Regions from separate parts of the Mus musculus genome. Here all the other regions are linked to region 7. Evidence: chromatin loops called from intact Hi-C (ENCODE). Cell type or tissue: heart. All regions are shown on one strand.

Evidence for each region. A loop is a pair of places that touch in the nucleus more often than their neighbours do. Peaks named below come from ENCODE experiments on the same cell type or tissue, not always from the same donor. Only the 100,000 strongest peaks of a DNase experiment are listed, where the experiment ranks them.
Region 1: it touches region 7 in a loop (2.6-fold over the local background); 5 of 42 quality-filtered maps call a loop at or near these places.
Region 2: it touches region 7 in a loop (2.4-fold over the local background); 3 of 42 quality-filtered maps call a loop at or near these places.
Region 3: it touches region 7 in a loop (2.3-fold over the local background); 2 of 42 quality-filtered maps call a loop at or near these places.
Region 4: it touches region 7 in a loop (1.9-fold over the local background); 7 of 42 quality-filtered maps call a loop at or near these places.
Region 5: it touches region 7 in a loop (2.0-fold over the local background); 7 of 42 quality-filtered maps call a loop at or near these places.
Region 6: it touches region 7 in a loop (5-fold over the local background); 17 of 42 quality-filtered maps call a loop at or near these places.

Annotation. Positions count from the first base shown.
Region 1 is chr14:121,453,554-121,457,553 of GRCm38, forward strand. Gm33299 (a long non-coding RNA gene) reads right to left here and starts at 3,338. Exons shown (of 3, transcript XR_383790.2): 1 at 2,517-3,338; 2 at 2,113-2,217. In heart, a CTCF peak has its summit at 2,161 (motif pointing left); a DNase peak (open chromatin) is centred at 2,208; H3K27ac peaks cover 299 bases.
Region 2 is chr14:120,909,093-120,913,092 of GRCm38, forward strand. It overlaps Ipo5 (importin 5), which reads left to right and starts at 2,102. Exons shown (of 26, transcript NM_023579.4): 1 at 2,102-2,251. The coding sequence starts at 2,162. In heart, no CTCF peak of the experiment used is centred here; DNase peaks (open chromatin) are centred at 1,889 and 2,559; H3K4me3 peaks cover 2,968 bases; H3K27ac peaks cover 2,110 bases.
Region 3 is chr14:121,163,087-121,167,086 of GRCm38, forward strand. All of the region lies in intron 2 of Farp1 (FERM, RhoGEF (Arhgef) and pleckstrin domain protein 1 (chondrocyte-derived)), which reads left to right. Among named protein-coding and RNA genes, the nearest start is that of B930095G15Rik, 84 kb to the right of the region's middle. In heart, no CTCF peak of the experiment used is centred here; DNase peaks (open chromatin) are centred at 2,085 and 2,835; H3K27ac peaks cover 1,208 bases.
Region 4 is chr14:121,095,395-121,099,394 of GRCm38, forward strand. All of the region lies in intron 1 of Farp1 (FERM, RhoGEF (Arhgef) and pleckstrin domain protein 1 (chondrocyte-derived)), which reads left to right. Among named protein-coding and RNA genes, the nearest start is that of Farp1, 62 kb to the left of the region's middle. In heart, no CTCF peak of the experiment used is centred here; no DNase peak of the experiment used is centred here; H3K27ac peaks cover 1,532 bases.
Region 5 is chr14:121,110,288-121,114,287 of GRCm38, forward strand. All of the region lies in intron 2 of Farp1 (FERM, RhoGEF (Arhgef) and pleckstrin domain protein 1 (chondrocyte-derived)), which reads left to right. Among named protein-coding and RNA genes, the nearest start is that of Farp1, 77 kb to the left of the region's middle. In heart, no CTCF peak of the experiment used is centred here; no DNase peak of the experiment used is centred here; H3K27ac peaks cover 663 bases.
Region 6 is chr14:121,219,207-121,223,206 of GRCm38, forward strand. It overlaps Farp1 (FERM, RhoGEF (Arhgef) and pleckstrin domain protein 1 (chondrocyte-derived)), which reads left to right. Exons shown (of 27, transcript NM_134082.3): 4 at 171-213; 5 at 3,434-3,512. Among named protein-coding and RNA genes, the nearest start is that of B930095G15Rik, 27 kb to the right of the region's middle. In heart, a CTCF peak has its summit at 1,687 (motif pointing left); a DNase peak (open chromatin) is centred at 1,685.
Region 7 is chr14:121,033,068-121,037,067 of GRCm38, forward strand. Farp1 (FERM, RhoGEF (Arhgef) and pleckstrin domain protein 1 (chondrocyte-derived)) reads left to right here and starts at 2,507. Exons shown (of 27, transcript NM_134082.3): 1 at 2,507-2,858. In heart, CTCF peaks have their summits at 2,402 and 3,196; DNase peaks (open chromatin) are centred at 1,594, 2,444 and 3,144; H3K4me3 peaks cover 2,654 bases; H3K27ac peaks cover 2,502 bases.

The DNA.
Region 1 (4,000 bases), 420 kb after region 7:
CTCCTGCACACAGGCTAGGTCACATGGTATGGAGTTTTAACCACCACTCCTTCTGGAAACATAAAACAAGGAATTCCCCTTGCCCTTTGGAACTGCAGGATATGTCCCTTCAGGTCTGCGGTATTGACCTGGATGGCTAACTATCCTGACAAGATCCTCTGAAGATAATTAATCTCAGCTTCCTTTCTACCAACCAGTAGCATTCTGCTATTTATACAGAATTCATGTGTTTGTACTGGCATTGACAGGCACACACTCTACCAACTGAGCCACATCTTTAGGTGTGTGCCTTGTTTTAAATCCTTGGCACCTTCTGCAATATCTTGCCCATGGCTTCCTTGTTGACTGGACTATTGTCTACACTACCACAATGGTTTGGATCTTAGATGTACGCTGAGTGTCTAGGCTCAGTTGGCTCAGGATAGGTGACCTATACACAATGGTTGAACCAACAGAACCAAGAATTGTAGAGGAATTTTAGTTTAGAATGTGGCTGCTCTGATAAGAGATCACATACAAAGACCTGCTAGGTCTATGTGATTTGGCTGGAATACAGACATGCCTTTAATCCCAGAAGACAGAGGCAAGCAGATCTCTAAGTTCAAGACCAGCCTGTCCAGAGCAAGTTTCAGGTAAAGAAAAACTTAGGTCCAGGTCTTAGTCACATGCCTTTAATCCCAGCACTCAGAGGAGACAAAGGCATGCATATGTCTGAGTTCTAGTCAGCTACGTTCAGTCAGTTCATGGAACTCAGAGGCAGTTTTCCTGGGAGACTTTTACAGAGACTGGTTGTAGAGAGAGAACAAGCTAGACACAGGTGAAGACAGAAGGAGTCAGAGAGTGAGAAGGAGCCAGAAGCTTAGAACAGATTGCCAGAGTTAGGATGAGGCCAAGCAGAGCAATTCAGTCAGAAACTGAGAGGAGCCAGATTGAATCAGTCAGCTTGGAGAAGAGTTGGAGCCAGGACAGCTGAGTTGAACCAGCCAGCCAGAGTTCAGGAAGGACTAGAAAGAGTGAGTTTATTCAGAGGCTGAGAACATCTAGGCCTAGATTAGCTTGTACAGAGGCTAGAAGCTTCCAGGACTAACTAGGCTTCGGTTAGCAGACAGAAGTAGTAAGCCCCTGAGATAACAATCACATCAGGGGACTAAAAAATACTTTTACAAAGAATGAGCTCAACTGGCCACCTCACAACTGCTCTGAGGGGTCCCATGCTCTGTTTCACATGCGATGGCAATGTCTGCAGGTGCACAGAGCTGACAAGGGATGGTGGGTCAGATTTGCAGTGTTTACCTACAGAGGGTAACTGCCCAGCCTTGTCCTGTGTGTGTGTGTTTCCCATAGCCTACAGCGCCTCCACAGTCTCCCCCGTGCTTCAAATCCACAGACAGCTGATCCTCAATTGGTCGCACTTTGGTCAGAATTCTCTACCTTACTTGGGGTGCCTCCAGGACCTCCCTGGGGTAAGCTTCCCCGTGCTCTGTGTCATGGGGTCCCAGCTTTCCTCGGAGGTCGATGGCCTCCAAACGCTGATGCCCACTTGCCTTTCTTACCCAGGGCACCCACTTATTGCTTTGTTTCCTCTTTTTTGCGAGCCCTTTGAGGACAATGGACTCCCAGACACACGGACATTGCTCACTCTGTGACTGGCTCACACTGCACTTTCTCCTGGATGCTCGCTGGGATTCTTTGTGAATAATTATCGAATACCTGTGGGTTGTGGTTTTTAGAAGTCAAATGGGACCTACCATAAATTCTCTCTAGGTTTATAAACTGTAAAACAACCCAGGTAAAACTTTTGGTAGCTTACTGAAGTTTGAGCCACTGAATGTCAGTGGTCTTATCAAAGTTTTGGCCAGTCATATTGGAGCTAAACTTGAGGCTGAATAGCAGCGGCTGCTCAAATTGGGAGTGACTTCTGTCAGGTGTGGTAGCTCACACTTTTAACCTCAGAAAGCAGACTGGTGTATTTAGTGAAGTCCAGGCCAGCCAAGTCTATATAGTGAGACCCCCCCCCCGACTTAAACAAACAAACAAACACCCCCACGAAAACCAAACCAAAACAACAACAAAAACAAAGCAAAACAACAAAGGAAGTTACTTTCTGCTCACAGGTACAATTTGGGGAAGAGACTGTTGGCGCCCTCTGCTGGTCACTGTGTAGTATGTCAGCCCAGGTTCGGAGCCTTTCTGTGAGCCTGGAGACCAGAAGGCAACCTAAGTTTTGGGAACAAGGAGTAAGAACCCTTGGCTCAGGGCTACGGATGGGCTGGTTCCCCAGCACACAGGTCTGCTTTTGCCAGATTTAGCGACCCCTTTCTTGCTCTCAGGCTACTCAGCCCTAGGAAGTGTGGGACTGACTCTTTGTTTTGCAGGGAACCAGAAAGGCCGCCCACCACATTCAGCTACTGTTCCATTTGGGCCTTTAAGCAGAGCGACTGAGTCAAGAAGTCTCGTTAGACCAAAACAGACAATAAATCAAATGAAAACTCATAGCGCTCTGAAATTGCCAGTACCTGCAGGACGCCAGAGAGCCTCGTTCCTGCTTGCAGCAGTCAGTGGCCTTGCTGATAAGCTGGGACGCTAGAGGTCTAGGTCTCCCCGTTAGCAGCTGCCTTTCATCACTGCTGAGCCCGAACACCCAGGCTACTCTAGAAAGCCTGCTAAAGGTCCCAGTCCCAGGGTGCAGGTGAGCGGAAGTAGAAGTGAGAAGGAATCGCCGTTTTGTTTCTTACTGCCCGGAAGAGGGGAGTCGGGGCGGGTGTTCAGTGAACACGGGTTTCAGTTCTGCTGGGAAAGGTCTTGAGGAGACTCATGGAGGAGATGGTTGGATAATAGTGTTGGTGTGACTTGTGCCAGGATTCTGTGCCCTTAAAATGTTTAGTTTTATTTCTTGTGTATTTTACCACAATTTAAAAACTAAATAAACCAGGCTTCCTGCTGTCCTGTAGTCTGTCCTGGGGTCTCACAGTTCTCCGGCCCTGTCACTGACTGCTCTCCCATGGCCTCACTGGCCTCTGTCCCAGCTGCTGCCCTCTGAGGTCAGAGTGTCTCTCCATGACCTCTCTTGGCAATGGCGGTGTCTCCAATCAGGCTCCAGGGGAGGAAGTTAAAGTGTCTTCTGGTAGCACTGCCTCACGGGGGCCCAGGCCTCCCTCTGAGATGGTAAAGGTAGCTCTGTTTCCTTGGTTTGCCCTTTGAGTCAGGGTTCCAGTCTCTCATCCCCACACGAGACAGCTGTAGGTGTCCTTCTCAGGGTGCTGGAAACACTGGTCTAGCAGGCTCCCAGTAGCCACACTGCCTTATTCCTTTCACATGGCCTCAGCCGTTGGATTGGCTGTGTCACGTGACAGGAGATGCTATAATCTCGCGGTATCAGGCACGTTGTGGTAATCAGTAGATGCAGCATCCTGGGGAAAGACTCACCACAAAGGTTTTTTTTTTTTTAGATTTATTTATTTATTTTTGTGTTTTGCCCCTGCATGTGTGTATGTGCACCAATTTTCAGAGGCCAGAAGGGGGCGTCAGATTCCTTGGAACTGGAGTTTAGATGCTTGTGATCTACCTGTGGGTTCTGGGAATCAAACCTGGGTCCTTGCAAGAACAGCAAATGATCTGAATGGCAAAGCCTCTCTCCCGTCCTCTTTCTCAGTTTTCTTATGTCAGAAGTGAAGGTCTTGAAGGCTGACTCACCATTATCATAAAGATTATGATTGGTGCCCTCCTTACAATAGATTGAGTATGGTGTTGAGAGGTGGCAGATGTGAGGCTAGCATTCTCTGCTCCATGGAGAGCCAGGCTGTGGGGACGGCGTTGGGTAGGCCACTTGCATTTTCTTTGTCTTCTGTGAGTGGAATAATCCTAACCCACACTATAGGACGGCTGTTGGACTGCACCAGAAGACTGCTAAGCCTGCTGTCTGCACATGCCCTGTGTTCAGTCTATGTTCAGCCTTTGTTGTAACAAAAAGGTAAGAGTATATAATTGTTTTGCAAAATGC
Region 2 (4,000 bases), 120 kb before region 7:
AATCCCAGCATTTGTGAGGCAGAGGCAGGTGGATTTCTGAGTTCAAGGCCAGCCTGGTCTACAGAGTGAGTTCCAGCACAGCCAGGGCTACACAGAGAAACCATGTCTCGAAAAGCCAAAAATAAATAAATAAATAAATTTGTTAGTATGTAATTCCCCAATTTAAGAACTCTGAATGAGTAATTCATGTCCTACCCCTCTTTCTCTCTCTCTCTCATACACACACACACACACACACACACACACACACACACATCAAAATTAAAAAAAAAAAAAATCGACTCCAAACTAATGTCGGAAATGGTCTGACCTTGAAGAAAACAAATGTGGCCAAAGAATGAATTCAAGGTAGGAAATCAGTTCTACACAATAGCTTTGCTGGCCTCCTGTAGAGAAAGAATCCCGCCAGTGTGGCAGCTAATAGTAGAGGGGGTGACTTTCTCCACAAATCAACTAAATGCCACTGTAGAAACCGGGACTGGTTCCCACAATTCCACGTGATCCCAGGGCTTCTGGCCAGATTTTGCATGACCTGACCATGGATGATGTAAGACCAACCTTTAAAATCACCCAAGAGAAAATATTTAATACTTTCAAAATGCACAATTGCCAACAAGAAATAAAAAACTTCAACATAAATCCCATGAGCTGCTGAGCTGTAGTTACAGGCCTCAGGCTGTGGAAACCTATTCCTTAGGAAGTAGTCGAGTCCTTTTGACACAAGACATACATCCCCCTTTTCACCTGCTGTCATCCTCAACTTGGGCAATGCTTTGGACACACAGTAGGCTTTTAACTGAGTCTGGGCAAACAGGAGCTGGGATAAACTTGGGAGCTGAGAGCCAGTCAAGATTTTTACAACAGAATCTGAATTGTGGAGAAAGGTCTCCCCTCTATAGGTGTAGCTGCAACCCTGATTACGTTCTGCTTTTCTGGAGGCCAGCGCATCTATTTTGTAGAACTAGTTTCCAACTGGGGATGCTCTTTCATTCTTGGGCCACATTGTTTTTTTTTTTTTTTCAGTGTAGGACCATTTCATACATTATTTTTTTCTTTTGATATGAGCATTTGAGTCTGTGGACATTAGACATGATTCTGAATAGGACATGATTCTCAAAGTGTTTCAGTTTGAGCTCTGCTCTCTCCTGTTTAGGCAGTCCCAGATAGAAAGATGGGCCAACGCTGGTGTTTAAGCACTAGAGTTTAGGAGGTGAGAGGGAGGCAGCCTCTGGTCCCCTCCATGCTGGCACGCATCAACTATCAATGGATCGACCACGTTAGGGAGTGGCTCATGACTTCTCCCATCCTTAGAGAGCAAGGAAGCTCCAAACACCAGGATGGGTGGCAGTTCCCGGGTGGGGAGCGTGCGTGATTTGATCCGGGACGGAGAGGTGCAGGGGGGAAGAGTCCGTGATGAGCAACCCCTCTTCCGGGACAGTCCCTGGACGTGAGTCACAGGACAGAGGAGGGTAGGGACCGCCTGAGTCACAGGCTGAGGGGGACGACACGACACCACAGGGCCAGACAGATGGAGGGGTCTGCAGAGGCGGGTGTGTGTATGCGTGTGTGCTCGCTGCTGGGGGGATTGGGATGGGGTTAGGGAGGGGGGTCCCGGGGCCCCAAAGCCCTAAGGCGCGGCTACGCGGCGGGCGGCAGGGAAAGGGAGTCCAGCCAGCCCGCGGCGCCGAAATCTCCCGCGCTCAGGAGCTGGCCCCTCCTCCGGGCCCGGCCTCACGCCCCTCGCGGCGGCCCAGCCGGATCGGCTCCTCCCAACCCGCGCCCCGGGAACCCCAACCTCGTCCTAACAGCGGCCCTCTGGCCGCCACACACGCCCGCCAGCCCCGCCTCCCGGCGCGCGCTGGAGTGACGACACCGCAGGGTGCGTGACCAATCGGCGTGGCCCTCGAGGGGGGGCGGCCTCGGGCACGCCCCCCGCGCCGCGAGCCAATGGGACGCCGGCGTCGGCGGCCGCGGCCGGGTGAGAGGGCGCGAGGCCCCGCCCCGTCCTCCCTCGGCCCCCTCGGCCCCGCCCTTCTCGCCCGGCCCCTCATCCCCGCGCCGCCGCTGGTGCCGGTCGCCGCGCTGGGCCCGCCCCCAACCCTCCCGCCGGCCCGCCAGCGCGCCTCACAGCTCCCTCCTTCTCTCTCTCACGCCTAGCGCAATGGCGGCGGCCGCGGCGGAGCAGCAACAGTTCTACCTGCTCCTGGGAAACCTGCTCAGCCCCGACAATGTGGTCCGGAAACAGGCGGAGGTAAGCGAATCGGCGGCCCCGGCGCGCCGATCCTTCTCCTCCGCGGCCGGCCGGCTGGCCCTGGGCGCTCGTCGGCCGGCCGGCCGAGCGGCGCGGGTCGGCCCGGCTGGCGGACAGCGGCCCCGCAGCCCACGTGCGCGCCTCCCGCCCGGCCCCGGCCCTTCCGGCCCGTGCAGCGGCGGCGGCGCCGGTTGCCTCGCCGCCGACCCGCGCACACGTGCCACCGCGCCTGACGCGCCCCGCCCGCGGGCCCTGCACCCCAGCCCTGCTCTCCCTCCCCGCGTGGCCCGCCAGCCCTCGCGGGCGGCCAGACCCCGGCAGCTCCTGACCCGTCCCGCTTCCCCCACCACCCCAGCCGCTCCCTTCCCCATCCCAGCTCAGGGAGAACGCGTGTCCTGCCTGTCGCTGCCTTACGGCGTCTTTCCCCCGAGCCCCTTTCTGGTTTCTAAAAGGAACTGCACACGCCGGTCCCTTCAAGATCGTGTGAAGTTGCCTTTGAGGGATCCCTGCTTGACCACCTCGCTCTGCTCTTCTTCCTTCGAATCTTGTTTGATCTCTAGAGATTTGGGCTTATAAACGGGATATACTGGGGGCTGTGGCTGTCTAACTGGGCCAGTGCCATCTCTTTTTCATATAACACAGATCGTTCTCAATCAGTCTTAGATCAAGGGTTCCATTTCAGATACAGTTATAAGCCCATTTGCAAGCTAGCAATAATATTATTAGCTCACTAGAAGACGGAAGATACATTGTTAGTGTTGAAGCTCAGATTTTTGTGAGGTAATTTCTAGGAAAGTTGATACGTGGAGCTCCTTACGACCCATGGGTCTGAAGTTTTTTAGGAGACTCTGAGGATGTGTGAATAGCTTTACTTACAAAGCAAAGATGTCTTTTATATATAGCTAGTGACGTTGACATGTCTTGTACTTACCGACCTAAAGTTGGGAGCTGTCTTTTAAAACAGTTGCTAATTTCGCTTTGAGTAGAATGGATAATCTGGCCACACTTAGATTTTAGTAAGTAAAGAAGTTGGAGACTTAACTTCTGTGTGAAATGGTGCTTTAAACTATGTCCTTCTTAATGGTGCTTTTAATTTTGGGGGGAGGGGAGATAGCGATGTTTGGCTCTCTAGTTTACACAGGCCCTTCAAACCTGTGGCAGTCCCCCAGCCAAGTTTCCTGAGCGCACCAGTTCCCATGCCCGCCTTATTCAAGTAATATGCAGTGTATAGGGGGAAATTCAAAGGGTACAATTCTTAATCCACTCTCCACGTTTATTTCATGAGCCTTCCTTGAAAACGTATCTTTAAAAGCATTCGTGTATACATTATGTTACCTGGGTGGATTTATAGTATACATAGTTCTGCAAATTGAATTTTCCCTCAGTTTCTTTCACATTGTCACCCAGAAGACCATACATTATATAGATAGGTGCATCTCCCTGTGAGTGAGTAATCCGATACTTTTAGTGCGGTCCAAGAGTACTGCACATAGAAATAACGTGTATACTTGTCTGGACGAAGGTAGTATATGTATGTAAAAGTATGCGTAAAAGTAAACTTGCAACAGTTTCCACTTAGGATATGATGATGCCTAAACATTTTGATACTTTGTGCAAACTCGAGGTAATTTTTTTAAACCAAAGCAAGTTCTTAATCCCACCCTATAATAGAAATTTCCATGTGTTGCAGAGCAGAACTGCTTTGTAATTAGTAAGCTAGTTTAATTCTCCCCCTCCCCTCCAGTTGCT
Region 3 (4,000 bases), 130 kb after region 7:
TTAGAGAGACACCCTGCCTCAATAAGTAAAGTGGAGAGCAATCAAAAAAGATGTCCAACACCAAAACTGGGGCCTCCACATTTACATACATGCATCTGCACAGGTGTAAGAATGCACATGTGTATCCACGTGTACATACGTGCATTCACACCCTTACACATGCATCTGATCAGGTATAAGCATGTATATATATATTCCCATGCACACTTATGCATTCAAACCCTCATATGTGCATCTGCACAGGTGTAAGCATGTACATGCATGTCCACATGCATATACATGCATTCACACCTTCATACATGCATCTGAATAGTTGTAAACATGTATATGCATATTCACATGCACACATATGCATTCACACCCTCACACATGTATCTGCACAGGTGTAAGCACTATGTGCATACTGCCAATATACATACATAAAAACAAGTGCAAAGTAATTGGCATAAAATGAATTACTTTTGGTTTTCTGTCTTAGATACCGGTTCCTTTCCATAGCTACTTCTCTTTTCTGGCTGGATCAGCTACTCAGTTTATTTCATTCAGAATTCCCGGGGCATTTTCATCTCTAAACCCCAAGGAAAATGGGTGATAGTTTAGTAGTGTCACTGGCAACCAGAGGCAGGTGCACACAGGACATCCAGATGTGCATGCTATCCTTCCTCTAGTCTGCCTCCTTATTCTCACAGAATGCAAACCCCATAGTGTTCTCCTTGACATGAAGACTCAGCAGCACCTCAGAGAGCTGGGTGACCCATTTTGTCTTCACCTTCTGTTGCTTCGAAATAGACTAGATGGCACCCTGCCGTGCTCTTCCCTCACGGTGACCTTCTCATTGATGCTTTGGCTATAGATAGCTGTCAAGGTTGCAACTGATGAGCTTTATGGCAAATAGCATAATGAGCTTGTGGTTTCTTTCCTGTGGCAGTTTATGGTAGTAACTGAACTTGATCTAAGCTATCATCAGGCACAGGACAAGTCTGGTCTTCACGATAATATAGATTGAAGCCAGACTCTACACCACCTTTCTATGTCTTCACCCAAGTTTTCAAGGCCCCTGTGGTGATGCCTGTCAGGGTCCCTGGTGATTTTAATACAGACTCATGAAGAGCACTTGGCTCCCTTGCGGCTCAGGAACCCTTAGATGACCATGTGGACAATCAAATCATCTCCACTTTCCTGTTTCCAATACTGTTGCCATTGAGTTCCTGCTCTCTCCATGAAGTCTCCATACCAGAACCCTGGTAGCTCTTCCCTTTTTCCTGATTTCTTGTCCTTGTCACCAGGAAGCCATCAAGATCTGTGATCTTGTCTCCAGCTGCCTGTGTTACTCTCCATTATCCACTGAGTCACCCATAGCAGCTTGTCTTTAGCTTCCCTTACCATCCTGCTTTCGCTCCTTGCCTAGGAGAAGACTTCTTGGTGGATTGGCTGATTGGTTATTTAGTATTTGCCCGATATCTTCTCTGACTCGGCTCTCTCACTTAAGAATAGAAAGGGATGTATTGCAATGTGTAGAAAACCTTTACAATTTTGTCTTCTCTGAGCTTAAGATCTTCGGAGTCAGAGGGAGAATGACATTAAATTATGCACGGGGTGATGTGTTAGATCCATTCATGCACATCTGCAGGTTGGTGTCCTTCTCCTTTGGCACAAAACCCAATTAGCTCACCTTGCCCACTGGGCCTTCTCGAACTGGCTGAGAAGCTTATGAAATTCCCTCTAAGCTTACCAGTATCGACTTAAAACCTAGCATTTCCTAGGGAGGCTTTCTGTTCCTAAATGGCTATTTCCTGTGTCCCTCAGTGGCCATTTCCTGTGCTACTCAGTGACTATTTCCTGTGTCTCTCAGAGGCTATTTCCTGTGTTTCTCAGAGGCTATTTTCTGTGTCTCTAAGTGGCTATTTCCTGTGCCCCTCAGTGGCTATTTCCCATGTCTCTCAGTGACCATTTCCTGTGTTCCTCAGTGACCACTTCCTGTGTCTCTCAGTGGCCATTTCCTGTGTTCCTCAGTGACTATTTCCTGTATCCCTCAGTGGCTGTTTCCTGTTTCCCCCAGTGGCTATTTCCTTCATCTCTCAGAGGCTATTTTCTGCATCTCGCAGTGGCTATTTCCTGCATCTCTCAGGGCTAATTCCTGTGTCCTTCAGTGGTTATTTCCTGTGTCTCTCAGGAATGATTTCCTGGGTCCCTCAGAGGCAATGTCCTGGGTCCCCCAGTGGCCATTTCCTGTATCCCTCAGTGGCTATTTCCTGTGACCTCAGAGGCGATTTCCTGGGTCCCCCAGTGCTCATTTCATTGTGTGCATGTGCTTATGTTATTATCTCCTGACAGGTGTGACGTCTTCTTTCACTTTACCCTTGATGTCTTTCATGATGCCTGGCATGTGGTGTCAACCTGACAGTTTGTTTACAAAGGCAAGCATTGTTTTCTTTCAATAGAGGTGGTGACACCTGCTTGCAGCATCCAGACGAACCCCCGCCAGAGATCCAGTAAATGAGGTGTATGTGCTGGGTGAGATACTGGCTTGTGTGGGACTTAAATGTTTGTTCTAAGCCTTCACAGCCTTCCCCCTCCATTACATAATTATTTATTTTTACCGAGTCCCCACATGTCTTAATTAAGCCCATCATATGTTATGAATTCTATTTCTGGGCGTTGTGGGCACAGCAGTTCCTACTGCCTTTTCTCTCCCCTGTCTGAGCCATTTCACTCAGTGGGATGATATTTTATAACTCATTAATGTTTGTAGTACTGTGTACTAAAATATTCTGTGTCAGCTGTCAGCTGTCACTGGTACCGAGCCTGCAGTCCATCATAATCTACTTTCATGCCAGGTTACATCTATGCCAAGACTTGGTGGTGAATCCAGTGGCCAGTAAGAGCCAAGTGCTCAGCCTGGGATTTACCCATGTGGGCAAGTCATTCCAACAAGCCTTTCTAGGCTGGGAGAAAGTTAACACTGGCTAATGGTAAGGACTGAAGTCTAGAGATGTACACTATGAAAGATCCAGATGGGTTAGCCCTGCCTTGGAAAGCCTTGTTTGTCTTTATATAGCCAGTGTCCTGCTAATCCTCACTGCTTTATAAACACGGTGGCCTCCTGTGACAGGCAAAGGCATGCACCTGAACTGTCGCACACAAGCATTCTGTGAGAGGTGCGGCTGCTGTTGGCAGCCTGTCAGCTTCTGCTGTGTTCGGGTCTGGGGTGAGACACCTGGGCCAGTGAAGCAGCAGGATGAGTTCTGCCTTAAGGACCCCCAGCAACCCAGGCGGCTGCAGAGCCCTAAGGACCCCCAGCAACACAGGCGGCTGCAGAGCCCTAAGGACCCCCAGCAACCCAGGCGGCTGCAGAGCCCTAAGGACCCCCAGCAACCCAGGCGGCTGCAGAGCCCTAAGGACCCCCAGCAACCCAGGCGGCTGCAGAGCCCTAAGGACCCCCAGCAACCCAGGCGGCTGCAGAGCCCTAAGGATCCCCAGCAACCCAGGCAGCTGAAGAGCCGTGATTTCCACAGGCTGGAACACCTGTGCTTTTCCTTTCCCGGGACTCTAGAAGAGCCTGCGCCATTCTGGAGGCTGTCACTGTGGTTAGTCCGTCCTGAGAGATGCTATCTCACTAAAGGTCCTATATCTAAGGATATCAGCATGTGTTGCTACAGGGACCCATGAAGTAGATTAATATTAGTCTGGGAAGGAACTGGAAAGGAGATGTACGCCTTTATAAACAGATAAAGAAATAGCCATCTCTGTTTCTTTCTCTATACACCCCCAATATCCTTCTCATTCTATCGTGAAGTTCAAACTTTTGATGTATGGAGATAAATTTTCTTTGGAGGAATGAGGTTGGGAGAAGGTGATTTATCACTCCCAGCCAAGCTCTGCTTCTAGAAGATCCTCTGACTATGCATGGCTAAGCAGGTAGGCCCCTGTCCTCAGGCCCTGAGACCCAGTGCTATGGTCACACCTCCATGTGCTCTGGTAGCCAAGGACACAGGCTTCT
Region 4 (4,000 bases), 62 kb after region 7:
CTAGTAGGTATGGACCATGTCCTGTAGTGGGTATGCCTAGTAAGTGTACATCGCTAAAGACAGAGTCTGTTGCAGTTTTAAACAGGGAGTTTCGACTGTGTTTGGTTTCTCCTTTCTCTAACAAGTTTTAGGTTTTATTATTTTTATGTTTGCAGGAGTTAGGATATCTTACAGCCATTGCAGTTGTTTAGCCTTTCTCTAGATTGTAAATAACTTTTGAATTAGCTTTGTTGTTGTTGTTATTGTTGTTGTCTGACTACTTCTAGTTTTCCTGGTTTATCTTCAAATATTTTCTTTTAAATGTCTCCAAGTCCTATTCTCCAGAATTCTCACCCATTTAACACATCTGTCTGTTTATGTTTGGGTGAGTCTTTGTCTGGTTTAACGTTTTGATTCTTCAAATGTTTGGGAATATTTTGGCACTTTGTCTTTTTACTTTGGAAGACCCAGGAAGTGACTTGGTAGTGGTTTATTTACTAGTAGGATGTGATAATGCCTTTAAAAAGAATTTTTAAATTTTCTGTTGTATGCATTTGGTTCTGTGTTTGAGTGTCGGCACAGATGTGCTGTGGCCTTGCAAACAAAGTGGGTCCCAGGGACTTAACTCAGGTCATTAGGCTTGGTGGCAGCCTCTGCATCCCCAGTGTGCTTTTTTAATTATAAGAACTTGTTTTTTTTTTTTTTTTTTTTTTTTTTTTTCGAGACAGGATTTTTCTGTGTAGCCCTGGCTGTCCTGGAACTCACTCTGTAGACCAGGCTGGCCCCGAACTCAGAAATCCGCCTGCCTCTGCCTCCCAAGTGCTGGGATTAAAGGCGTGCGCCACCACTGCCCGGCCTTATCTTTAGTTTCTGGAATGTTTTTCTAAATCTTGCACTAAACAACTTCTTTTTGTTCTTTCTCTCTTTTTTTCCCTTCTTCTGTTTTAATTGGTCTTCCCTTTTCCAAGTCTTCGGGGGTACACAGATGATGTTTCTCTGTCTTTTGTAACTAACTTCCCACCCCCGTCAGCCCTTACACTTTTCTTCGCCACTTTTCTGTAAGTATCCAGGCTTGCATCAGTAAGCAGCTCCTTTTAGCTACTTTCCATTTGGCTCATTCATATCTTCATGATGCTGGCTGGAGACATTTTCACCCAGACCTCAATATCTTTCAGATACTGGAATATTTGGAAATGAGACCCTATGGTCCGAACACAGGGTTGTCTTTCTATCTTATGCAGCCAGCCCAAATGTCACACTGGGTCAGGTGTAGAATTTTCCATTTGGGACATTATATTGATGCTCAAGAAACTTTTGGATGTGGGCCAGGTATGTTGGGGCAAGCCTTTAATCCCAGCACTGGGAGGCAGAGGCAGGCAGAGGCAGGCAGAACTCTGTATAGCCAGCTGGTTTACATAGCAAGATCTAGGGCAGCCAGAGTTACTGAGTAAGACACTGTCTTTAAAAAAAAAAAAAAAAAAAAGAGTTTGGATATGGGAAGTTTTCAGATTTGAATTGGAAATTTTTTCCTCTTTTTATCACCCTGGTGTCTCTGTACTGTTTCCTGCAGATGCGCTTGGTTTCTTCTGGGCCTGCATACCCTTTCGTTTATGGGTTCATTCATTTTATCAAGTTTTGTGAATTTATGGCCCTATGTTTGGGCAGTTTAGCAGGTGGAGCTGTCTTGAGCTACAGACCCTCCTGCCTCTGTGCCCTTCTGCCTCTCTCTGCCTCTCTCTGCCTCTCTGCCTCTCTTTGCCTCGCTGCCTCTCTTATCACTGCCTCCGCCTCCCCCACGCTGAGGTTATACGCTGGGCAAAATTTTAATCTTCAGCTTGTGACGTTTCTGCTATTGGTGACAAACTGACGTTTGGTGTGCTTTTTGTTTTTGTCATTTTGAGATACGGTCTTGTCATGTAGCCTAGACTGGCTTCAGACTTCTGCTCTTGCTTCAGTCTCCCAAGAGTGGAATTGTAGGTATGCACGGTCCTGCCCTTTGTTTGCTTGGTCCTCACAGCATCTTATCAGCATCCACCTTGGTTGTTAGAAGAAGTTGTTTGTTTGTTTGTTTGTTTGTTTTTTATTAGCTAGCTATTCTCACCCAGGTGACTGACAGGGTCCTTATGACTTCTGGGTTTGCCTTACAGAGATGTAGGTGAAGCCTGGCCACGTTTATCCTGCAGACTCTGCCTTCCCCTGGCCTTTGCATCAGGTGTTCCCCTCCATATGGTTTGCTGTTCGACACATCTGCCCCGCTCCTTTCTGAGAACATCACTGCTGGTTTGTAGCCATGGGTGTTCTATGTGTCTTGGAGAACTAGACTTTAGATTGGTCTGAGCTCACATCTCCTCTGTCTGACCTTTACTTGAGTCTGGCCACCCCTTGGGAGCCCAGATGGCTTCTCATCTCAGGGAAGGAGTGTGCATTTTTGTGTTGAGTTCCTTATTGCTTTTGGGTAAATTCCAAGGGTAACTCTTTAAGCAGGGATACCGTGACCCGACAGCTCTAATCTGTCTTCATTTCTCTGCCAGATAGAAAGCATGTTCCTTCACTCAGTTGAAGTAACGTCTCGAGGAACGGGAAGAGTAAAGTTGCTTTGTAAGCTCCTTATGTAGGTGTGGAATGCCTACGGTACTGGAGACTTGTTCTTCCTGTTGATTGTTTCTAGAGCTTCCAGGGGGCTGAGGATTGGCAGAGGTGAACAAGCCCAGGTCAGTGCTGAGCCACAGGTGGGCTTTGGGTCGGTTAGGCATGTTTACCCAGGAGGCAGCACTGCCGGATTGTATGCGTCTCCATTTGGATGTCAAGCATCAGTTACGGTTCTTGGTTCATGACTTGCCAGCATTCCTGTGATGTTTCCCATAGCTTGCTTAGGCTGTGTCACCCGGAGCTTGTGGCTGGGTTTACATGTGAATTCAACAGAGCTTTCTATGTTCAGCAACTGTCCACACTAGCCTGTAAGAAAGCAAGTGTCACATCCTTTGAGAAATGACAGTATTCAAAAGTAGTACCGGAATAGGGCCATTGAGGACTGTGGAGAAAGGAAGGCAAGATACCAGGTCTGTTAGTCACTGACTCATGGGGATTTAGAGGCCAAGGTACTAGGAGAGTGAACATACAGCTGAGGCTCTTGGGAAGGAAGACAAAGCCTGTGTCTGTAGGTGTAGTTGAGGGCTGTTAGGGCTGGGACGGCTAGAGCTGTGGGAATCTGGGGAGCTGGGGAGGATGAGAGGGTACGGTTCTAACTCCAGCATCTTGGTTGGGTGTGGAGTGATGTGGGAGAATAGGTCTCCCTTTCTATCTGCCTGGCATTAGCTCATGTGCATGCGAGTGCACACACACACACACACACACACACACACACACACACACACAAAGAGGAGGCTGGGAACGAAGAAGATGTATGAGACTGCAAATGTGTTCTGCTTTGAACATTGTATTATTTTTGACAACAAGATGTCAAATAACACATCTGTGGAAAGTGGTTGTGCACAGTTTGTGGAGAGGATTTTGAGACCAGTTGACTTCCTAATGAAAGTATCGGCACCTACACCTGACTCATTGAGCTCACACGGCTGTTCTGTCTTCTCCCCAGAAGGCCGTGCTTAGAATTGTAGGTGAGCAGTCTAGTCTTGTCTCTCAATGCCACGAGTTGTGCCACTAGAGTCTAGACTGCCCAACCAAGCGGGTTAAAGTAGGAGCTTGGTGAATGTTTATCTGTGGTAGAGATTAGAAAGATGTCAGATAACTGAGCCGAATCTTCGGTGGATGTGTGGGAAGGAATGGGTAGCTCCCACTGAAAAAGCTGTCTATCTCTGACATTGCCCTGTCATGGGACCCAGCCTGTCAGGGTATATTAAAAATGAATAGCACATATTTCAGGGTGGAATGATGCAGGTGGGAGGGGCAAGAGGCAAGGCAGTCCTCCAGTGTGTTCACATTCCTTTCTGGTAGATTACAGGACGTGGCGTTGAGAGCCTAGTGATCAGAGGCCGTGGCGCTGACAGTGGATGGGGCACTG
Region 5 (4,000 bases), 77 kb after region 7:
ATTCTGAAGCCATCCCAGGTCTCAAAAAACTCAAAATAAAAGGAAAAAAACAATACAATACAATACAAACAAACAAACAAAATAACCAACTTGGGGGGGGGATTTTTTTTTCTTAGAACTTTACATGCAGTTTTGCTCTGTTGATTTCTTAGCCCTTATTATTTCCAGAACCTAGAGACATGTATGTTTTTACTAGAGTTGGTGTGTCTAACAAGATCCTTGAATCTGTGTCCTGTTGTCAGGACACATGGAGATGGTTCTGGGATTTTGAGATCTCCGTGGCGGTGTGGGCTTTGTGAGCTCTTTGAAGGGATGCTCTTATCTTTGATTGCAAATATGAAGGCAGGTGTTTCTACGAGTGGACTGTTTGATCCAGTCGTAATTTGCTCGTTTTTTATTGCGCTGAACTTCTGAGTTGGGTGTGGCAGTTGTAAGTCCTATCTATAGCAGACACGGAATGATGTCCAGGCTGGGAGTTTTTGTGGATAGATTGATTGTGGAAAAGAACAGTTCTAAAAGCCTCCACTAACCTTGAAATTGTGTGCAAGAGCTTTTATTAGGATTATTCCCTCCTTACATGAGCAGGAAGTTGCACCAGATACCCCACAATGAGGTTCTGTGGCTCTGGTCTTATTTGTGGATTGTGACCTTGGAAACACAATCCGGGTCCCATAAGGTGTTTATCAACATGAGAGGCAAGGTGCTGCCAGCGATAAGAACATGAAGAAAAATAACTACTAGTCTTTGCGAAAAGGACGGGCATTATTTATGAGTGGGCGGTGAGCTGGCACAGACCTCTGGCAAATGTCTTCCTTTAGGTGGTGTGAAAGGAACAGTTGTTCTCTCTAGCTAATCTATGAAGTCTGTGTGAGGGAGCATAAGAGTTTGGGTGGGGTGAGAGAGTGATGTGAAGGAGTCAGAGTCCCACCGGAGGGCCTCCATACCCCAGTCCACACTTTACCTGTGTGTAAAGCCCATAGAGGCCATTGGATGATGTTGTCCTGTGAAAAGGCCCATGTCTGTGGAGGGATGGCCTTGATGCAGAGTGGTGGTGACTGTGAAGGCTAAGCTTGAGCTTGAATTTTAGACGGAGCGTCAGGGAGTTGATAGGTAGGAGAGAAGTCATTGGGGTAAGCCAGCCCCTCCATGTGGGATTGGAAGACTGCAGTGGACAGGTTGGGAGCAGGGAGCTCCAGTGCACGGAGACCATAGGTGTAGCTTTTAAGGTTTCAGCTTGGGTGGCTCCATGCTGCCACCAAGGACCAATTAACAGATAAATAGCATATAGGAAATTGTCTTCTTTTAGTTGGGAACATTGCTGAGGTCTCTGATAAGAGGCATTGTGTGTGTGTTTGTATATGGTGTGTTTGTAATGTGTGTGTGTAGTGTGTATGGTGTGTGTGCATGCATGTGTGTGTTTTTCATACCATTTGCCTTCCTCAGTCACTCTAAATCACATTAATTTTTGAGGTAGGGTCTCACCTGAACCTGGATATTGACCAAGACCAGCCCCTGAGCCCCTGAGCTCCTCCTGTCTCCACTGTCTGGCCCTGTGATTGTGCCTGGCTTGTATGTAGATCAAGCTCATGCTTTGGCGGCCAGCACGTTAGCAGCCGAGCTAACTCTCTGTCGCCTCTACTATTGTTACTAAATTATTTTGAGTCAAGGTCCCACTCTGTGGTCCATGCTGACCTTGGACTCATGTCTCCTGCCTCAGCCTCAGAAATGACACTAGACATAGCAAACAGAGGTTGCTTCTTACGCTCTTACATGCTTTTAATTCGATCCTTCACCTTTAAATATCCTCATCGCCCCCAGAAACCACTGCCTTTAGCTTGTCACACCTGCATGAGGATGGAAGTGCTTCAATCCAGCACTTTCTAAGGATTCTGCTCATGGTTTGTATTACACAGCTTGTCGTGTAATTTCAGTGGAATTCACTTGAAATATGAGCCATAACATAGGTTACGGTGGCTCATCTGTCAACAGTCGTATGAGGGTAAAATTTCAATTACCTTTGATCTGGACACACTAGGAGAGTGTTCTCAGAGTTGCCAGGCAGTCCCAAGCCCCGAAGAGGGGAAACGTGCTTGAGAGCTGGCACTGTTGTCTATGATGCCATGACTGGACACTGCCAGCTGGGTAGCTCCAACAGTGTGACGTTGACTCACACTGGGCATGGGAGGATGGACAGTCAAGCTCCTCTTGTTTGAGCCCTGATGGATGCCTCCTGTGTCTACTTTACCTCCAGCTAGAAACCTTAGAGCGGTCTTGGCTGTGGGACGCTTGCTAACAGCACGTGCTCACTCAGGAGGGGGCCAAGAATGCCTCACAGAATGTGATGGTCAGTTTTTGTCAGCTTGACACAAATTGGGGTCGTCTGTAGAGAATGTCTGCTGGTAGACGTTAAAGGCATCCATTGGGCTGTGCTGTGGGCAGATGTACGGGGCATTTTCTTGATTAATGATGAGGGTACGAGGGCCTACTCTAGTGTACCACTGGGCAAGTAGTCCTGGGTTACATAAGAAACAAAGCTGAGCAAGCCATGGAGATGCAGTAAACAGTGTTCCCCAGTGGCCTCTCCTTCAGCTCATCCCCAGGTTCCTGAGTTTCTGCTCTGGCTTCCCTTGACGTTGGCGCATAACCCGTATGTCAGATAAACCCTTTTCTAAGTTGTTTTCAAATCATATTGTTTTTCATAACAATATGCCTTTTTTTACTTTTTTTTTTTTTTTTTTTTTTTTTTTTTTTGGTTTTTCGAGACAGGGTTTCTCTGTGTAGCCCTGGCTGTCCTGGACCTCACTCTGTAGGCCAGGCTGGCCTCGAACTCAGAAATCCGCCTGCCTCTGCCTCCTGAGTGCTGGGATTAAAGGCGTGTGTACCACCACGCCCGGCTTTTATGTTCTTTTTTTGTCTGAGACTCTTCAGCTTCTTACTATGGCAGGGTGGGGCCTAGAGAGTCTTGTCAGTTTCAGGGACTTCCTGAAGCTATTTTGAGTTGTTCAGGTTTCTGCATAAGGATACAAAGTTTCAATCTCACAGGAAATTTATACAACATTGACCTGGCCACTGATGCAGTAGTTGTTTTCATAAGCTTTCTTTTTTCTCTTCTTTTCTTTTCTTTTCTTTTCTTTTCTTTTCTTTTCTTCTCTTTTCTTCCTTTCCTTTCCTTTCCTTTCCTTTCTTTTCCTCTCTCTCTCTTTCTTTCTTTCTTTCTTTTAAAGTATAGAATAGAGTTTATAGAGTTTATTCGTGGCATGGGGAAGGGAGTCAAGAGGGTAGTAGAGGCAGAGAGAAAGAAAAAGAGAGGGAGGGAGGAGAGGGGAGAAGAAGAGGAAGAAGAAGCAGCCAGCCATGAGCACATGGAGAGAAGGGGGGAAGGAAATGGGAAGAGAGCAGGAGCAGGAAGGCAAGAGCAAGAGGAGCTTTCTTTTCTTCCTGTTTCCTCAGGACAGTTTCTGTCAGGTGGACCTTTCCGGTTATTGCCTTCCATTGAGCTCCTTTCTGACAGCCCCGGAAGGGACATCCAGGCTCCAAAACACAGTGCTCATTTTCTTCAGAAAACTGGGCCAGCAGGAAGCTAGGTGCCAACAGCGTCCCTTAGCAACCTGCTGACCCAGGGCTGCTTAGAGGGAGCCTTGCAGGTTGTGCACCACATCACGCGGCTTCCACAGTACTTGTTGCCCTTTAGTTTGGCTCACTAATGCCGTCCTTTGGGTTTGTTCTGGTCATAGTTTGGCAGGACACAGGGTACTAGAGGAAAACAAGGACCTTTTCTCTGTTTCCTCCATCCATGGGACCCTTCCAGCTCCTCCTTTCTGCTGTGACACAGAGGTGAGGCTAAGCTGTGGTTTCTTTTCTTTCGGTACATCAATTGAGTAGTGGCATAATTTGGCATTCCTGCATGGACTGTGTGGGAGTCTATGGTGTGGGTTCCTCTTGAGGGGATATGCCTGTGTGTGTATGTGTGTGTGTGTGTGTGTGTGTGTGTGTGTGTGTG
Region 6 (4,000 bases), 190 kb after region 7:
GAAAATAATAAAACAAAAGATTTATAGGATGTGGCACTGTGAAATGTGGCATTCTAGAAGAAAAAATGCTCACGACCTCACATTCTCAAAAGTACTTCCCTTTCAGTAGCTTGAAATGGTCTCCAGACCCTTGCCCGTTCTTGCTGACATTCTGTCTCCGTTTGCTCTAGGTGTGGCTGGATCTCCTGAAGCCCATTGTGAAGCAGATTCGAAGTAAGTGTATCCTTTGAGCTTCCTGGTGACAGCAATTGTTAGGCCAGGTGATTCCCAAGTGGAGGTGTCTTTTTGTCTGTGACATGAATCCCTAGAGATACAAATTCCTTGTTCCCTCATGACAGCTTGTCAGCACCCACTAATCCACAGACTGTTAAAATAGGCAACTTCCGCCATTTTCATGCATAATCCTTTGGTAATCAAAACCTCGCTTAGAAATCAAACATCATCTTGATTAATGACTAATGCCTGCTATTAAGCCCCCAGAATAATTGCGCTTGTCTCTTCTGTGCTGTTTGCTGTTTTAACTGTTCTGTGCTCAGGGGAAGGGTGGAGCCTTCTGTTCTTGAAATAGACTTGAGGTTTTCTAATCTTCTTTTCAGAGCCTATGAAATCAGAATGCTAGCATTGTCTGGGGAGAAAGTGCTTAATTGTGAGCGTGAGATTGTGTGTGCTTAATGTGTGTCTGTGTGAGCGTGTGTATGTGACCGTGTGTGTGCCTGTATGACTGTGGTTGTATGGGTCTCTGTAAGTGTGTGTGTGGTATGTATATATGGTATGTATGTGTCTGTCTCTGTGTGTGTGGGGGGGTGGGTGGGGTGGGGGTGGGTGTGTATGAGATGCATGTATGGGATGTATGTTTCTATGTGAGTGTGTGTGTGTATGGTGGGGGGTGTAGTGTGTGTTATGGTATGGTATGTGTCTGTGTGGTGGGGGTGTGGTGTGTGTGTGTTATGTAGGTACGGTATGTGTCTGTGAGTTTGTGTGTATGGCATGTGTGTATGTGTGTGTGTGTGTGTGTGTGTGTGTATGGTGGGTTATGTGTGTTATGTAGGTATGGTATGTGTCTGTGAATGTGTGTGTATGGTATGTGTGTGTGTGTGTGTGTGTGTGTGTGTGTGTGTGTGTGGTGGGTTATGTGTGTTATGTAGGTATGGTATGTGTCTGTGAGTGTGTGTGTATGGTATGTGTGTATGTGTGTGTGTGTGTGTGTGTTGTATGTATCTGATGAGCAAGTAGAACTCTAATATGAATCCAGCCTGTATATTAGAAGAGCTTAAGGGGCCCATGAGAACAATAGGAAAGAGGAAGCATGGTTTTTTGTTCTCAGTCTCCTGGCCCCTGAGCACCAGCTTATCATTTTCTCTGCTTTGAGATAAGCTGTGTTCTTAAATGTTGTCCCAAACGGCCCAGATTCGAGTGGACAAGACCAGAACTGCAGGCTGTAGTTGCACCTGAAGCTCACCACATGTCCTAGCTCACTTTTCTCTGATCAAGAAACACCCCTAGGCCACTCCTATTGATTGCTGTGGATGTAAAGGCATGCAACGAAGTGTCTGTGAGGCCCTCCTACAATTACATTTGATGCTGGCCTCCAGTCATTTAAACTAAGCAGTTCCTGCATCTCTCTGTGGATCCAGATGATTGTCACTTATTCTTGTAGCGATGCATGAGGGGCCCCCTTGTGGTGGGACAGCAGCCATGGTTGCAAAGTCATAACTGGACAGGCCTGCTACAACCTCAGCGTCTCCTCTGTGTGCTGTGACTGGCCCCGTGTGATGAAGATGTCACTTGGCATTGACAACAGCATTGTCCTAGCTTCCGGTCCCTCTAGACCCTCCTGAATATGGAGAAAGCAATGGCCTCTGTCTCCTCAGGCCACCATGGCTGTTTGGAATCAGCCAGTGTCTGACTGACATTAAAGGGTCGGCTTTCCCTCTTACCTGTGCTATACACTCCGCCTTTCCCTAAACTCCAGGTGGCCTTGGAGCTGGTGCCACCATGTCCCCTCATGTTTAGGCTTAAATTGGGAATATCACAGGCTCCTTAGCCTCAGCATGCCTATGTTTTGGCTTAAGAGAGGAAAAAAAAAAAGAAAAAGAATAAAAAAAGATTGTATGCACCATGTGCATGCAGTGCCCAAGTAGGCCAGAAGAGGGTGTCATATCACCTGGGAGTAAAGTTCTGAGTCATTGTGTAGGTGCTGGGAATCAAACCCAGGGCCTCTGTTAGAGCAGCCAGTTCTCCTACCCAGTGAGCCATCTGTCCAGCCTCCACGGCTTGCCTTCTCTCATAATTTGTACACAGCCAACATCTTCACTTTAGAGTACATTGCTTGACCTGTTGCTCTCCTTCCAGATGGCAGCCCCTCGGAGGCTGTTACAACCACCAACAGTCTGAAGTCTCACACTGCAAATCAGTACATTGTACTCAGTTTGGCTTTCTGCTGAATTGAAAAGTTCTCCATCACGTTCTTCTCCAGCCACTTCCTGATTTTGTTGTAGATCCTTGGATATGTGCATGAGACTGTAAAGGCTGCGGTGGACAATGACATAAACAGGGCCCCAGTTCATCTGTATTTTCTCTGCATGTCTTGGAGCTAAGATGTGTTTGATGACGTGGTAGCAGCCATGCTTGCTTTGTAGACAGCTATACACCCTAAACTGTATGAAGGCTTCACATCTCATTATCTCCCTTTCCGATGACTTGAGTCTACCTGTGGATAAAGACGGGTGGTCTGCAAATAGTGTTATCTGCCTTTAATCCCAGCCTCAGACAGAGGCAGGCAGATCTCCATGAAGTTGAAGCCAGCTGGAGCTACATAGTGAGATCCTGTTTAAAACAACAACCAATAAACCAAAAACATTTGATTGATTTAAATACACTGGTTAAGAGCCTTAGCTACTCTTCCAAGAACCTGACTTCAATTCCCAGGACCCACATAGCAACTCACAACTCTCTGCAATCCCAGTTCCAGGAGGTCTGGTACCCTCACACAGGCACACGTGCAGGCAAAACACCAGTGCACTAAATGAACACACAAACACATAAATCAGGACGCTGGAGTCAGAGGCAGGTGGATCTCTATGAGTTCCAGACCAGCCTGGTCTACAGAGGGGTTCCATGATAGCCAGAGCTACAAGGAGAAGCCTTGTCTGGACAAACAAAAACAAACAACAGACCAGAAGCACTTGGTGACATACAGCTAAGTGATTAAAAACCCAGAGGATACTGAGCAGTTGAGTGTAGTACTGTGGACGGTTCTTAGATGATTGCCTGTTACTGACCTAGCAGCTGTGGCCATTCTGGGTGGCTCCGTGGTGGTGGTGTCTGGACTCTGGAAACCTTGGGGTGACAGAGATGAGTCGCTGAAACTCTTTCTTGGGGACCTGGAAGGCTTGGATCGCCACACAATTACTGATGTTGTTGTTCTTTTCAGGACCGAAGCACGTCGTTGTTAAATTTGTTGTGAAATTCTTCCCTCCCGACCACACACAGCTCCAGGAAGAACTTACCAGGTTAGTGGTTGTCAGCGGGCTGTTTTCACTGGAGTGGACAGAGGGAAATCGGACACTAGTCTCTAATCGACTAAACATGTCCGTAGGGTTTATGTGACCGTTAGCTCTGAAGTGCTTACAGGCTCCGCCCTCCTCTCTTCCATCTGTGCCTACAAGACCAAGGGGAGGAGACCATGTTTTGCTGCAGCCTGGGTTCTCTGCAGCCTTGATTGATAATGAAGTGAGACGGCCTTAAAGCCTGTCAAGTCATCTTCCAACCTGTAGTGGCTATTCCTGGTTGTCAACTTGACAATATTTGGAATGAACTACAATCCGGAATTGGAAGGCTCACCAGTGACCCTTATCTGGAGGCTTGGAGATCCTTATCTGGATCTTGGTTTGAAGATCTTGAGCCATAGTGGCTATGGATTCCAGAAGATTGAATCTCCGAGTTAAGGAACACACCTTTAATCTGGGCTATGCCTTTCATCTGGGATTAAAGGTGTGGT
Region 7 (4,000 bases):
GCTTTGTGTCTCCCCAGGAAATGTCTGTCACAGAAAAGCACCCTCTTGCCTCATCCTTCGATGTACTAGAACTATCAGCATGAATCACTTTTTAAGAGATAAAATAATAAAAGGGTTAATAATAGGTGACTAAGTAACTTCACCCACGGCTTAGAACATCCTAAGTATATTCTGAACTCGAGAGGCAGATGTGATTTGCTACGACAAGAGACACCTTGGTTATAGGGGCTGAAGTGATAGCGACAAATCTAATTGAGTGAATTCTGTGCCATGGAGGGGCTCTGAGCATGGAGGGGCTCTCGTCCTAATCTCCATAGTGATCGTCTTCCCACCAGCTCCTCCTCAGACTTCTGGCTCCCTCGGATTGCCTCCAAAACCAGTTACCTTCTTAGTTATTATTAATGCTGAGATAATAAAACAGCATGGCCAGAGCCTACAGGATGGCTCAGTGGGGTAAGGGTGCTTTGGTGCTCGGTACCAATCCTGATGATGCACATTTGATTCCTGGAACCCACTTGGTGGAAGGAGAAACCACTCCTACAAGTTGTCCTCTGACCTTCACATACATGCATGGTGGCATCTACATCCCGACATACAAAGACCCAATAAATAACTCTGAGAGCAAAACCAAACTGGTCATATCCTAGACACTCAAGTCAGTTGAACCAAACACTAAATGTAGAAAAAGGGGATCTTCGGTGAGGGTGGACTGGGGAAATGTTATGGTTTGCCTTTTTGGTACTATATTGCTTTAGTCATGGGACACAGCACATGTCTGCCAACACAGTCCCCGGACCAACCAAAATACATCACCCGGAATGTTTGAAACAGACCGATACAGAATCCGAACTGGGACAAGATTCCCAGGCGATTCCACAGCATCAGAGGTTGTTAGTAAAGCCAGGCTGCACACTGGGAATAACCTGTAATAACTTTAAACCCATCCATGTCATGTCCCAACCTCAGAAATCAGTCTGGCCACTGTCTTCTTATCCTGTGAAGAGACTCTGAACCTGTGGTCGGTTCCCCATTATAGCGGTTCTTAAGGTGTGATAATTGCTTGAATTTGCTTTCCTTTACTGGGCCTGGTGGTTCAGACCGAAATCCTAATGCTTAAGAGGTAGAGGCACGAGGACCAGTCTGGGCTACATGAGGAGACTTTCTGGGGAGGAGTGGGAGAGGAATTTAAAATCGAGTGCTGCTGCTCTTGGTGGCAGTTTGACCACTACACTTAAGAAAATTACTGGCTGAAAATAGCTCACCCATACTTGTAAAGCCACACACAGTTTGGCCACAGAGCTAGCTTCCAACCCACCCATGATTCTCTCTAGCAAATCGCCCAAGGCCTGTCTGGTTCCCCAGAGGCCAGAGGGATTTTGCAGCATGCAAGAAACAGCCCCAACCCTCCGCAGACTGCTTTTGACTCCCATGACTTACAGGTGCCCCTCTCTGATAATCAAGCTTTCATGTCTTCAGCCTCCCTCCCTAGCCACAGAGACAATTTCACTTGGTTAAGTTCAGTTGTAGCTCCGTTGTAGTTGCGACTGAGGTCAGTGAACTCCTCCAGGGTGGAAAATGACCGGAATCTGAGCCAAATTGGCTCTAGGGGCGGGTCCACACTAGCCTCTGGATCCGGCAGAACAAGGCTTTCCTGTGTTCCATACGGTCAGTGGCCCAAGATCTTTCCCAGACAGAGACAGGGAAGAAGGACGAAGGAAAAATGGCACCTAGTGGGTGGGGATAGTGATTGAAAGTCACCTAGTATCGTGGGCCTTCTGATCATGAATCTTCCGACTATATCACCAAGTTCTGGGGGAAAAAAAAACGGAATCAAATAACTGCAAGTCATTCTAAATCTCGCCACACTAAGCAGGGCATTCTGCTGTCCCTGGTCGGAGAGAGGTGGGGTTGGGCACTGTCCTGGGATTCGCTCAGGTGGTGGGCACTGAGCCCGAGCAGCATCAGAGGTGGCACCTGTGTCTCTGGCATTGAATACCGCGCCGCTTAGGGTGGTGCCGGAAGCCTGCGCTAGTGGCCTGGAAGGGGTGGGGGGCGGAATTCGTGGGTCTTTGTAAAACGCTTTCCACGTGATGTCGTAGTTCTCTGTCAGGCTTCCAAAGGCGACCTGCGGAGTCAGTGCCACGAATCTCCCTCCGGGCCTCCGCATCCCGCTGGACACCAGCGACTAGCGCTCGCGTCTCCGCGGTGGCGCTTCTTCCCGCTCTTGGCTTGGTGGTGCAGCTCAGACACCAGCTCTTGCCACACGCCCAAGTAAGGCACAGCTCCAGGGTGGCGTGGCCCTGCCCACGGTCCACCTTTCTGCGCACCTGCCTCCGGGGCGGGGCGGAGCGGGGCGGGGCCGCTGTGCGGGCGCAGGTCACGGCTCGGACGCTGGAGGGGGCTGTGGCTCTCCGCCGTCCCCAGGCTGTGCCCAGGCTCCCCCTGCCGAGGGCTCGGCCCAGGCCCTGGGAGGGGCAGTGGTGGCCCTCATTTCCCGCTCAACAGCCTCGGAGGCGGCTGGTCCCGGCGCGGGCGCAGCGGCTGCGGGGAGCGGGGAGCCCGGAGAAGGTGCGGGGCGGGGACGCGGCCACCGCCCGCTCTGCGCCGCTCCTCCCCACGCGAGTGGCGCTCGGGCCGGGCGTCGAGGCGGCCGCGGCGACCCGGAGCTCGCTCCCCACCCACCCCGCCTGCTCCGCCCTCCCCTCCGCCCCGCGCCACCTTTGATGGCTCGGACCTCGGCCGGCCGCCGCCTGCCTAGCTCGCGCGCCCGCCGCCCGCGGGGACCCCTCGCTCGCCGCCGCCGCGCCCTCGCCAGCCTTGCAGCCCGCAGCCCGCAGCCCGGACCCGGAGCCACCGAGGTAGGAGGCGTGCGGCGAACAATGACCGCGGCGGGAGGGCGGCCGCCTGGGTGGACCGGGCCGCGGCGGCAACTTGTGCGAGTCCCCGCGCTCGCGGCCCTGGGCGCCGGCCGAGCTGGCTGCGGAGTCCACGGGAACGGTCCTTTTTGTAGCCGGCGGCCGCAGGCCCCGCAACAATAGCAGAAGCCACGGTTCCTCGGGCACCGGTGGAGCTCACCTCCGCGGACCTGGGCTGCGGGGCTCTGAGCTCGTGGGTTCTCCCCAGCTTGGCTTCCTCTCCTTGGGCGCCCCTCCCCCGCTTCCTCCCATCCCACCCTGCCGGGTGACAGCGCCCCCGACGCCTCTTCCGGACCTCAGGCTGCAATCTCGGCTCTGGAGGTCCGTCTCCCGGCAGCACGGGTGCCGCCGTGCCGCCGGGTCACTGCATCTCGCCCACGGGCGGCGAGAACCTCCCGGTGGGTGACAAAGAGGAACACGCCCTCTTAAGTTAGATCTTGTTTCTCTTTACTCTCTGCCTTATGGAGGGGGAAGTTTCCCCCTCCCTTTTTAAAGCACAGGATATATATTATTATTTTTGTGTGGGGGGACGGGGAGTTCAGAACTTCTGATTGTGATTTTTTACGATTTAAGTTCGGAAAACTTTAGCCTTGTGATCCATCCGGACCCCGGTGAGTCTTAGACCTAGGGGTCGTGGAGGAGTACCAGATTCCTTGTTGGGACCCGGAAACCACGGCTGGCAGGGATTTTCTAGAGTCCCCCTAGAAAATAGGGAGGTAGGGCTCACAAAGGAACGAGGTTTGAGACGTGCTGGTGAAGATGTGGGAGCGAATAACTGCCTCTCATCTGGAACAGTTTACCAGGCTCAGCTTCTCCTCCCCTCCCCGGCTCCGGCTCCGGAGTTCAGTGGCCTCCGGCTGTTTCATTTATTTTTGTTTCAGCCTTCCTCCGTGCTAGTTTACCGCGTTTGACAACCTTAAACCTGGCCCCTGCCCATGGTTTACCCTCCAGACTTCCAATCCCTCCCTTAGTAGGCAGCGTTTTCTGACCATAACCTCGACCCAACGATGGGCCATGTTTAATGTGCTTTGCACGTGGGGACTTGGCCAAGCCCACTTCAGAACATTCCCCTAGCGTTGTCTTAC